2 separate regions of the Homo sapiens genome follow, and region 1 is linked to region 2. The links are chromatin contacts, found by Hi-C or POLR2A ChIA-PET in ENCODE. All regions are on one chromosome and are shown on one strand. Each heading gives the region's core, a stretch centred on a gene start or an enhancer-like site at or near the end of the contact. The rest is flanking DNA. Distances are from core to core; before and after follow the strand shown. Region 1 holds the start of SRP54-AS1 (SRP54 antisense RNA 1). Region 2 holds the start of HECTD1 (HECT domain E3 ubiquitin protein ligase 1).

Region 1 (5,198 bases), core at 2,529-5,028, 3.8 Mb before region 2:
AACACAAGACTCCCTTCAAAAGATAAATTATGCATCATACCACCTCTGTCTTAACTTAGCACCAAAGATTATATTCAATTATATCAAGAAGTATCAAGCAACTTTCTCTTCATTAAAGTAATTGTTTTTCAAATTTTAAAACTCATTTTATGTAAAATAATATCACAGCACCAATTCGTACTTTTGCAGCAAAAAAGGTATACCAAAAAAAAAGTCAATTAGCAACAAGAGGTAATAACTCAGGAACACTGGGAATCATTTCTTTACGATACTTTCTGGCTATGAGGTCAACCATAAAAAGAATCTTTACATAAAATGCTACCAAGAAGAAAATTAAAACGAAAATCAAAAGAATTCCTTGGAAAGTTGGCCTTAACATTGAAAAGAAAAAGGAAAAGTGAAAAATAAAAAAGGAAAAGGAGGGATAAGAGGCATATGCTCAAGCAATGCGTTATTTCAATGACATTTAGATAATGCCTATCAGTAAAAATTAAATGCTCAATCAGACTCTCCAGAGATAGTAAGGTAAAAAAGTTTTAGGGGGAGTAGCTTCATCTAAATTCTTAATCTGGAGTGCAAAACAAGACATTTATGTTTTGAAAACTTTCACTAGCTATATTGATGTGCAGCAAGGGTTCATAATCACTATATTAAGTATTTAATAACATGTCCCAAAGAAAACAACAGAATGAGAAATCTGTTCTATACCTTAGAAACATCTTTAGATACAGTGTAACAAATACATTGGAGGGAAAAAACTGAAGAGCCAGGACACTACATGCACTACCCATACTCCATAAGGCTAGTTGAGACAAGATGTGGCCTTGAACTAGAGAAAAAGAAACTAGGGTTAAGGGCTAATTCATGAAGCAGAATCTAATGACCAAATGGTTATGGCAAGTGAAGGAAAAAAGAGGCAAAAATGATTCCAATATCTCTAGTTTTTATAACCAGATGGCTAGTGATGCCATTAACCAATGAATGGAAGGCAAAAAGGGAAGGTGGTTTGAAAGTCAGAGGAGTTAATAGAGAAGAGGTCAAAGGGACTTAATGTATTATTTTTAATGTTTCACTTTTTATGAAGGATGTGTACATAGATGTTCATTTCATTATCCCTCCAACTAGCTGGGACTACAGGCGGCGCCACTAAGCCTGGCTAATTTTTGTCTCTTTTGTTGAGACAGGGAGTTTCGCCATGTTACCCAAGCTGGTCTCGAACTCTTGAGCTAAAGCAATCTGCCAGCCTCAGCCTCCCAAAGTATTGGGATTACAGGCGTGAGCCATTGCTCACAGCCCTTATAATCCTTTTAAAAATTTAACCTACTTGTATCACAAAATTCAACCAGAGGTCAAAACTCAAAAACGCACTGACAATCACTGCTTTTATACACTTTCGTATGCATGACATATGTCATAGTGAAAAAAAAAAAAAAAAGGAAGGTGAAGACAGTGCATTTGGTTTTGGACCTAATGAGTTTGCAAGTTTTAGGGGAAAGTACAGAACTATCAACTCATGAGATGGAGGCTAAAGAATAAGGTTTAGGCAGGGCATGGTGGCTCACACCTGTAATCCCAGCACTTTGGGAGGCCGAAGCAGGCGGATCACTTCAGGTCAGGAGTTCAAGACCAACCTGGCCAACATGGTGGAACCCCATCTCTACTAAAAACACAAAAATTAGCTGGGCGTGGTGGCAGGCACCTGTAATCCCAGCTACTCGGAAGGCTGAGGCAGGAGAATTGCTTGAACCTGGGAGGCGGAGGTTGCAGTGAGCCGAGATGGTGCCTCGGTACTCCAGTCTGGGCGACAGAGCAAATAAGGTTTGGAAAAGAACAAGGTTTGGAAATGAAAAGAATAAGGTTTGGACATGGTTGGCATATAGGGACAATGCCATGGAAGCAAGCGAGAAGCCTCGAGGAGAGCCTGTGGAAGACCATTTGGGTTATAGCAATGACTGAGGGCCAACTAAAAGGACGGCGTTAACCAAGACTGAAAATAACCAAAGAGATAGGAGCTTTTACTAATTCCCTTTCCCTTTCTCCATGGCACATAGGAGAAAATCAATTTTTAAAAAGCTACATTTATGGTTATCTTACTGTAATCCTGTGGCAGGTCCAGAATTTCCAAATAGATGGGGACAGAGGAGTAATCTGGAAGGAAGACTTGAAGATGCTTTTGCATAGTACTCTATATTAAGGTAGAAAATACCAGTTGGCCATATCAAAAAACTGAGAAAAAGCGATTTGAGGGAAATATTTCCCTCCCCTTTGGCACCACGATTGCTGTATTCTAGGCACTAAACCAAACCAAACCTCTTACCTAATCTCCTTTCTTCCTCAAAACAAGCCTATTAAGTAGATGAGGAAATTGAGGCTAGATTGGAATAGAAACTGGCTCAGGGTCACAAAGCACCTAAGGAGCACTTTAGCTCTCCCACAGCTTTCTACAGCTCTTTATATGCAACTAGTGTTTCTCATTACCCATCTTGATATAATGTGTATTTATGTGCGTTAGCTTCTCAATGGCAGAGTTAGTGTTATTCATTTCTGTATCCTTGTAGCCAAGAACAAGTATATATTTTGTTAAATTAAGCATGTGAAAGAATCAGGTGAGGATAGCATGAAGAAAGGCAGCAGGGGAAAGTTTCAAGAAATGGATGGTCAGCAGCGTCAAATGGTACAGAGAGAGCTATCAGTCTATCTTAAATCATCATTGGCATTCAACTGATATTCCATATTCGTTTATTGAACGTCTACTACACGCAGGACATTGTGTTAAGCACTACAAACACATAGGAAAAATAAAAGTCTCGTACAAGTAAAAGGATTTTCGGGGAAGTAGCTTCATCTAAATTCTTGCTCAGGAAAGCAAAACGAAGACTCAGGCCTGCAACTGCCTACATCTTATTTGGCTCAGGTAAATCGGAAGACAACTCAAAAGGGGCACAGCGCATCTTTAATAAAACTTCTCATGGAAGACGAGATAAAGAGCCACAGAAACTCAGTCTCGGTAACGATGGCCGGTGGCCACGGAGGCCGACTTCCCCCGGAGTCTCTCGCCTCCTGAGCAGCGCTGGGGCTGCCCCTCGCTCCCCCTCCGTAGTCTGGGGCGGGAAAAAGCAGACACTTACCGCAAAAGACACCGCTAAAGCCGTGGCCCTGAGGGGCCGGGAATTCCTTAGCGAGGCCCCACGCCGTCGGAAGAAACCCAAGAAAGCTGGGAGCAGACAGACAGGTATGACCCCACAACCCAACTTCCCGAACTAGATAAAGTAGGGTCCCAACGCCCAGCACCACGTCGTCAACTCCCACCAGCTGGAAGACCAACGGAGTGCCAGCGAACCTTCCGCCCAATGAGGAAACGTCACCACTCCGCGTAGTCCAGCCTTTCTATAGGAGAATCTACTTCCGCTTCCGGGGCACACCGCCGCGTTCCTTCTACGCGGCTCCTGAAACAGTTTAGATGTTTACTTGCTTACACTGGTTTTTGGTTTCAGTTTCCTACCGCTGAATAACTGCAGGAGTAAAGTTAGTGGTAAAATAGGAGGCTGTCTAGGGACGTGATTTCGGGGAAGAAGTCAGGCCTCGACGAGCCACCTTAAGAAAAGTGACTAGGCGGAGCACTCCCAGCTAAGAGCGGAAAGATGAGAGATAGAGGTGTGACTGAAGGCAGGGATCCCCAGGCGCACGTGAGACCTCCGTAGAGGGGCGGGGCTTAGGGCTTTGCAGACCGGAGGCTTGTTCCGCGGAGGGTGGGGCGGTCTCTGCTTGCGCATGCGCAATGCCAGCCAGTGCCTGCGCGGCTTGCTCCAGCAAGGTAAAATTTCCCACTGCGAGGCAGGCAGTGATGCTGCGGCCGCTTCGCACTGTGGCTCCTGCCGACCGCCAGGCGCTGTTACAGTGGATGCGAACTAACCGTAAGTGTAAGTGACCAGAGCTAGAGGCAGGTGGTGGGGGCAAGGATATGCTGCAGGCGCTGACTTTGAGGACTTAAGCGGGGTGAAGCCAACAGCCTTCCTTGGGATCGTTGTGCTGGTCTCTGCTGTCTTGGGGGGTAGATTGACCAGGGCTTTGAGTGCTCTAACGGAAAAGAGAGTTAGTTGCTCGCCACACGTAGACACCAATTAACAAGAGCGAGCCCTAGTATACAAGAAGAGGGATTTTATTTCTGAAGCCAGCCCGCTTCGTCTTTGGAGCAAAAAAGCGGGCATTTTATAAGGTACAAGAGGAAATGAGCAAGAGGTCTCTGCTAGCTGGTGCCTTATCTACCGGGTAGTTGAGTTGGTGCATTTCTGAGCAGAAATAAGTTGTAAAAGTGGCCAAGTGGGCATGCTTTCTGCTTACCCTTCTGAGGCGACCGCCTGGCGGTGGGAGTTGCGTCTTGGATCTCGTAGATGAATTTGCTCTGTAGAGAATGGTCTGGTGAGGGGAGTTGAGAGGTTATTTTGCAGTTCAAAAAGGGCTAAGTGGAAAGTGTAGTGGGGAGGGGAAAAGAGGGGAAAAAATAAACTATCTCTTGGAAAATGGGGGTAATCGGATACAGTACCACTTGGAATTAATTGGGTGTGGGAAACCTGGTTCTGAGTGGTTTGTGAGTTTTCAGCAGACTTCGGACAAGCCTTTAGAGCTCCTTGTGCCTAACCCTTTTTCTGAAAGAAAATAGAGGGTTAGCCCTCCTCCCCATTACTCCCACAAACTTGTTAGAATTGGTACGTTGCCACCTGAAAAAGCATTTTGCAGGAGAGGTTTTAGGCTGTAGCGTTAGTAGGAAGTGTTAAACGAAAAACCTTAGCCAAGTTAAATTTAACATTTTGAGCAAAGAATGATTCACGAATCGGGCAGGCTCAGAGAGATTGCAGCGCAGCCAAGTGTTGAAGATTTATAGACAGAAAAAGGCTGCAGTGAGCTTTGATCCCGCTGCTTCACTCCAGCCTGAGCGACGCAAGACCCTGTCTCTTTAAACACACACGTTAAAACTGAGGAAATGTGGTAGCTAGATCTAGTTACTGAAAAATGGGATAGATGTATTCTGGCAAAGTAAAGCCTGATGAAAGCTCAAGAAAATAGGATATTCTTATGTTTGTTAACTATAGCAAACTATCCTATGCCTGTATGCGAGAGTGTGTGTGTGTGTGTGTGTGTGTGTGTGTGTGTGTGTGTGTATGTGTGTGTATTTATTTTTTGAGACAGAGTTTCACTCT
Region 2 (4,885 bases), core at 1,014-3,513:
ACGAGACTCCGTCTCAAAAAAAAAAAAAAAAAAACAACAAAAAACTTGGTAAAGGTATAATCCCTTTTTCTAACTTTTCTATTTTTTGTTAATAGCATCACCATTTTCCTAGCTTCCAAGTCCTCTTTCTACGTTAAGGGTTTTTGTTTTTTGTTTTGGCAGGGTCTTGCTCTATTGCCCAGGCTGTAGTGCAGTGGCATGATCATGGCTCACTGCAGCTTCGACCTCGAGGGCTCAGGTGATCCTCCTGCCTTTGACTCCTGAGTAGCTGGGACTACAGGTGTGCACCACCACACCCAGCTAATTTTAAAAATTATTTGTAGAGACAGGGTCTCCCTATGTTGCCTAGGCTGGTCTCCTACTCCTGGGCTCAAGTGATCCCCCTGCCTCTGCCTCCCAAAGTGCTGGGATTACGGGTGTGAGCCATGGAGCCTGGACGGAAATTTTTAAGTTAATCATTTAAATTCTGATATATCTTCTTTCAAAAATTATTTTTAGATTTCTTCCCCATTCATATTGCCAATAACTAGACTTTTCTTTCCTCCATTATTGCAGCATTTCGACAACCTCCAGCTAGTCTCGTCTAGATAGATCCTTTTAGTCGTTCTAGACACTTTCCATAATTAGTCTTCTTAAGACTAGTTTTTCCAGTGTTGTAGTCCAGAACTTGCTACTTAGCTCAGCCTAATTTCTGCATTCCTCATTCAAGGCCTTCCCCACTTTAGCTCCAAATTTCTCTCTCTGTTGCTTACTGTTGGTTCTTTGCTGGGGGCACAGGTGACCTTTCCTATGTCTAGGAACATATCAGGCTTTATGTTCTTCCCTTTCCTTTCAGTGTCTACATTGTACCCATTCTTCAAGGTCCAGAGGGAATGCCACTTCCTTCTTGAAGTTTCCTGGCAGCTCCAATTCACACTCATGACATCTAAATAATTATCCTCATGTGTTGTACTTGGGACAAAATAGTTGAATCCTCTTTTTCCTCTTGTTTCGTTAACAGGATACCTAAACGGACCATTACCTGCGACAACGGGACATGCGCGGATAGCTATCTGAAGTACAAATTTGTCATTTCCAAAATACTGGTTCTTTTTCTAAAGAAGTAGTAAAAAAGAAAGAAAAAAAAGAACCAGTATTTTGGAAATGACAAATTTGCTTAGTCGCCCAGGCTGGAGTGAGGTGGCATTATCAAAGCTCACTGCAGCCTCAATTTCTTGGGCTCGAGGGATCATCCCATCTCAACCGCTCCAGTAGCTGGGACCATAGGTGTGCGTCACCGCATCTGGGTAATTATTTTTTAAATTTTAATTTTTTTGCAGAGACCAGGTCTATGTTGCTCAGGCTGGTCTCGAACTCCGGGCCTCAAGAGAGTAAAATCATAAAGTGCTGGGATTACAGGAAACGCAGCGGACCCAAATTCTGTTCTTTACTCATACCTAGCAGCTCCTCTGGTTGCCTGAGGGACCATGTCTCAAACACTATCATGTCGTATTAATTTTTCTTTTTGTTTAAAAGCTGAAAGTGAGAGTACAGTAGGACGTCTCCGGGCTCCAACTACGTCCTATAAGCATGCATCCTTTATTCTGAATGCGTGTGAAATAAAGTTTGAAAAGAATAACCACAGACATACTTGTGACCACAAGCCACAAGAAACGTAGTCAAAAGTGCACTCTCAGTGCTGCTGCCGACCGGGCACGGCGCTGGGCCTGCATTTGCGCTTTCCTGGAGCCTCAGTGTCTCATCTGTACAACGTTGATAATCGTCGGCAGCACCTCTTTCCCAGGGTTGCTCTGAAGGGTTTTCTTTGGGGTGAACCGCCAGGCGGTCGGCCTCCCAGGAGCGGGGGGAGACGCCTTCCTTACGCGACGCACTTCCGTGCGCGAGGAGGGAAGATCGTGGCTGAGTGCGGGTGGCCTGGGCGGAAGGCTCAGCGGGGACAGGTTGGGCCGCAGCTTTGCTGTGCTGTGCCGTGCGACGCCCTCCGCAGGAGCGCGCAAAGTGTTAGCCACGGCGCCAAGCAAGCTGGACGTGCGTGCATGAGCGCGCTCGGACTGACAGGGAAGCGAAAAGGGGGCCAGGGCGCACCATAGAAAAGCCGCGGCAGAAACGTACGACACAGCCCGAGGCGGCGGGGGCGAGAGCTCCGGGGCAGGGACGGCGACGCGGCGTACCCGGTTTGGCGCCCCTGCGCGGCGGTCGGCCGTCCCGCAGCGCCCCAGGTGGCCGCCGGCGGGGTCGCCGCCGGGGGAGTGGATTTGCTCCGCCTCCGCCGGGCTCGGCTGCCCTCGGCAGCTTCCCCGCCTGGCTCTCCCTCGACCCTCCTCCCCTCCCCCTCCCGGTTCGCGATGGACTGGGCCTCCCCGCCGCGCCGCCGCCGCCGTCGCCCGCAGCACCGCGCGGGCCTCTGAGTTGCAGGGCCTGAGGAGCCGCGTGCTGGGGACTGGACGTCCGCTGGCTGCTGCCGCACGCGAGAACCTCTCGCTTCCCTGTCACCAGGTCCTCGCGGAGGAAGGGGAGGGACGAGGCGCGGCTTTTCCTGTGCCGCCTGCCCGGTTCGACCTGCGCGGCCTGCGGCTTCTTGGGAACTCTAGGGCCGCGGCCGGGCCTGGCTCTGCCGGCGGCCTGTTGGGAGCTGGATCGGAGCGGTTTGGAACGACAAGCCCGAGTAAGAGCCTGCGGGAAGGGGAGGCGGGAGCGCCTCGGACCGTCGGAAGGGCCCTGCGTGGGGGCGCGGATCCCGGACGCCCGGCGAGTGGCGGAAAGCGAGACCCCGGCGCCGAGTGAGGTCGGCCAGGCTGCTGCCGACTTCCCCGCTGGCCCCTTTGTTCCCCTCCCGGGGCCCTGCCGGCGGCGGGGCCCGGTTGCCCGCGCCAGAGCCTCAGGCCGGCTCCTTTTGCCCTTGAGAAGGGTTCGCTGCCAGGCCTTCGAGTTCCGGGCGCAGCTCCCGGGAGAGCCGGCGCCCTGCCTGGCCCGGCGGCCTCCTCTCGGGCACGAAGGCTTGCTGCTGCTTCTCCAGAACTTCCCTTCCTCGTAGACACAGGTAGTTAACTTAGCGGGGTTTGGTGCTGGGGAACCACAGCGCGGGGGCCAGCGCCTCTCAGCGCCCGGCTCGGCCGGGCCCCGGGTGTGGGGTCAACCCCGCTGGTCGCCGCCGTTGGGTGCCCACCGCGCCCCGCCGCCGGCTTCCCACACTTGCGGCTGCGTTACGTGGGACCCAAAGCTGTCCTCCAGTCAGGGCGCTTACGGGGCGCTTTTGTAATGACTTACCTGTTGGGGTTGCTTCTCGGTTTTGTTTTTGTTTTTTTAACCAACTGCCCTATCTTGTGAAGCTGGGGAAAGAGGGCCCTAGGTTGGCCTACATTCGTTCGGATCCGTAACCTGCTGGTCCATTGCATTTACTTTTAGCCTTTCCTTTTTTAATTTTTTTATTTTTTTAACTTTTAAGAATAGTTGCCAAGACTGCCAAAATTCCTAACCAACTCTTTATTCATAGATAAATCTTGTATATAATTGTCGTTTGTATTTGGATATCTTTAAAATAGAAGTAAATTGAGAAGTCAGCAGAATATGTGAAATTGGAGGTAATTTTGAAGGAGAAACAATTTGGAGGGGGATTGGATCAAGGTGTTTAGAGTTTCCTCAAAATACTGAATCTAACCCTTATCTGAAGATCAGTTTTGGGTAGAGAAGGAGGGGGATGAAGTTTGCTGGAAAAAACAGAACCTTTAGTTAGGTGTTCTTTGCCTTTTGGCATAGACTTTAGTGATAGCAGTAGTGGGACCTGAAGCTTGACTGACTGTCTTTGACACAGACAGCTCTGGTTTCTAGTTAAGCAGCAACCTAATCAGCTTATATACTCTTGTGCAAAACTGGTTTTCATTTGGTATGATATCTGTACGTTAAACCTGGCGGATAAGGAAAGTTGAAAAACTGCATTAAGCACTCTTACGTCCAAACGTACTTAGGAGTCTTTTTTAATTGCTAGGAGGACACTATGAAAATTTGGTTCTAGCAGATGTAAAGGAAGAAAAATTTAAGCCCAAGCTGTTCAGTCCCGGAATTTAAAGGACTTTTCTCCCTTTACTTTTCAAATTTAAGCAAAGAGACTTTTAAAAAACCATGGCAGATGTGGACCCAGATACATTGCTGGAATGGCTACAGATGGGACAGGGAGATGAAAGGGACATGCAACTAATAGCCCTTGAACAGCTATGCATGCTGCTTTTGATGTCTGACAACGTGGATCGTTGTTTTGAAACGTAAGTACATTCCTTCATCATGTTCCTTTGGGTTACTGTAGTGACATCTGTTTTCAACCATTTGCTGACTTCAGTTTGTGTAGAAATTTCTCTAGTGAATTTTAACACGTATCTTTAAAAATATTCCTGAAGAGTTTTGTGTTTACACTTTTCCAAGAAATAAAAATTGGTAGGTGAAGAAACTCTAGGACTGATGATTACGATGACACAAATACATATTTGTTGAATGAATGGGAATTAGTAGGAATATTAATTTTAACCCATAGCTTGGTTGGTTCATTTTCAAAATATGTCATGAACTGGGGAAAATACAAATATTTATTTTCTTAAAGGTATCTATTTCTGTACCATGAAATTGATTTATGGAATAAGAGATGATAATAAACATATGTTTTGAACTGCCCATTTCTTCATTGATGTTGTCATATGACAGTACTTTTGTTAAAGCCGATTATTGGTTTGTAAATTTCAGTTTGGGAAGGTATAAATTGGATCTTAACCGTGTAGCAGAAGAGTAGAAAATTTGGAGTAGTAGAAACATTTTGAAGTTTGGGGAGTTTAAACAGTTTTATTGGGAGGTTATAACTTAGTATATATGCAAAAATATAAAAGAGAATTCTTACTAG

What was found. A loop is a pair of places that touch in the nucleus more often than their neighbours do. ChIA-PET counts read pairs that join two places held with the same protein, here RNA polymerase II (POLR2A). Pooled maps may share reads with other maps.
Region 1: a loop to region 2 is called in a map of naive thymus-derived CD4-positive, alpha-beta T cell, with 9 times the contacts of the local background. The contact joins the promoter of SRP54-AS1 here to the promoter of HECTD1 in region 2. A Hi-C loop is called at or near these places in 1 of 168 maps with a recorded cell type or tissue (naive thymus-derived CD4-positive, alpha-beta T cell) and 11 of 50 pooled maps. POLR2A ChIA-PET finds 5 or more read pairs at or near these places in 1 of 52 experiments (T-cell).

Annotation. Positions count from the first base shown.
Region 1 is chr14:34,981,146-34,986,343 of GRCh38, reverse strand. SRP54-AS1 (SRP54 antisense RNA 1) reads left to right here and starts at 3,778. Exons shown (of 5, transcript NR_151701.1): 1 at 3,778-3,920. SRP54 (signal recognition particle 54) reads right to left here and starts at 3,352. Exons shown (of 16, transcript NM_003136.4): 1 at 3,129-3,352. RefSeq lists enhancers at 2,882-3,141, 3,172-3,671, 3,852-3,941, 3,332-4,033, 4,152-4,201 and a silencer at 5,087-5,198.
Region 2 is chr14:31,205,171-31,210,055 of GRCh38, reverse strand. HECTD1 (HECT domain E3 ubiquitin protein ligase 1) reads left to right here and starts at 2,263. Exons shown (of 43, transcript NM_015382.4): 1 at 2,263-3,040; 2 at 4,099-4,259. The coding sequence starts at 4,120. RefSeq lists enhancers at 1,322-1,833, 1,687-1,856, 1,834-2,345, 2,858-3,371 and silencers at 2,037-2,376, 2,677-2,886, 3,007-3,216.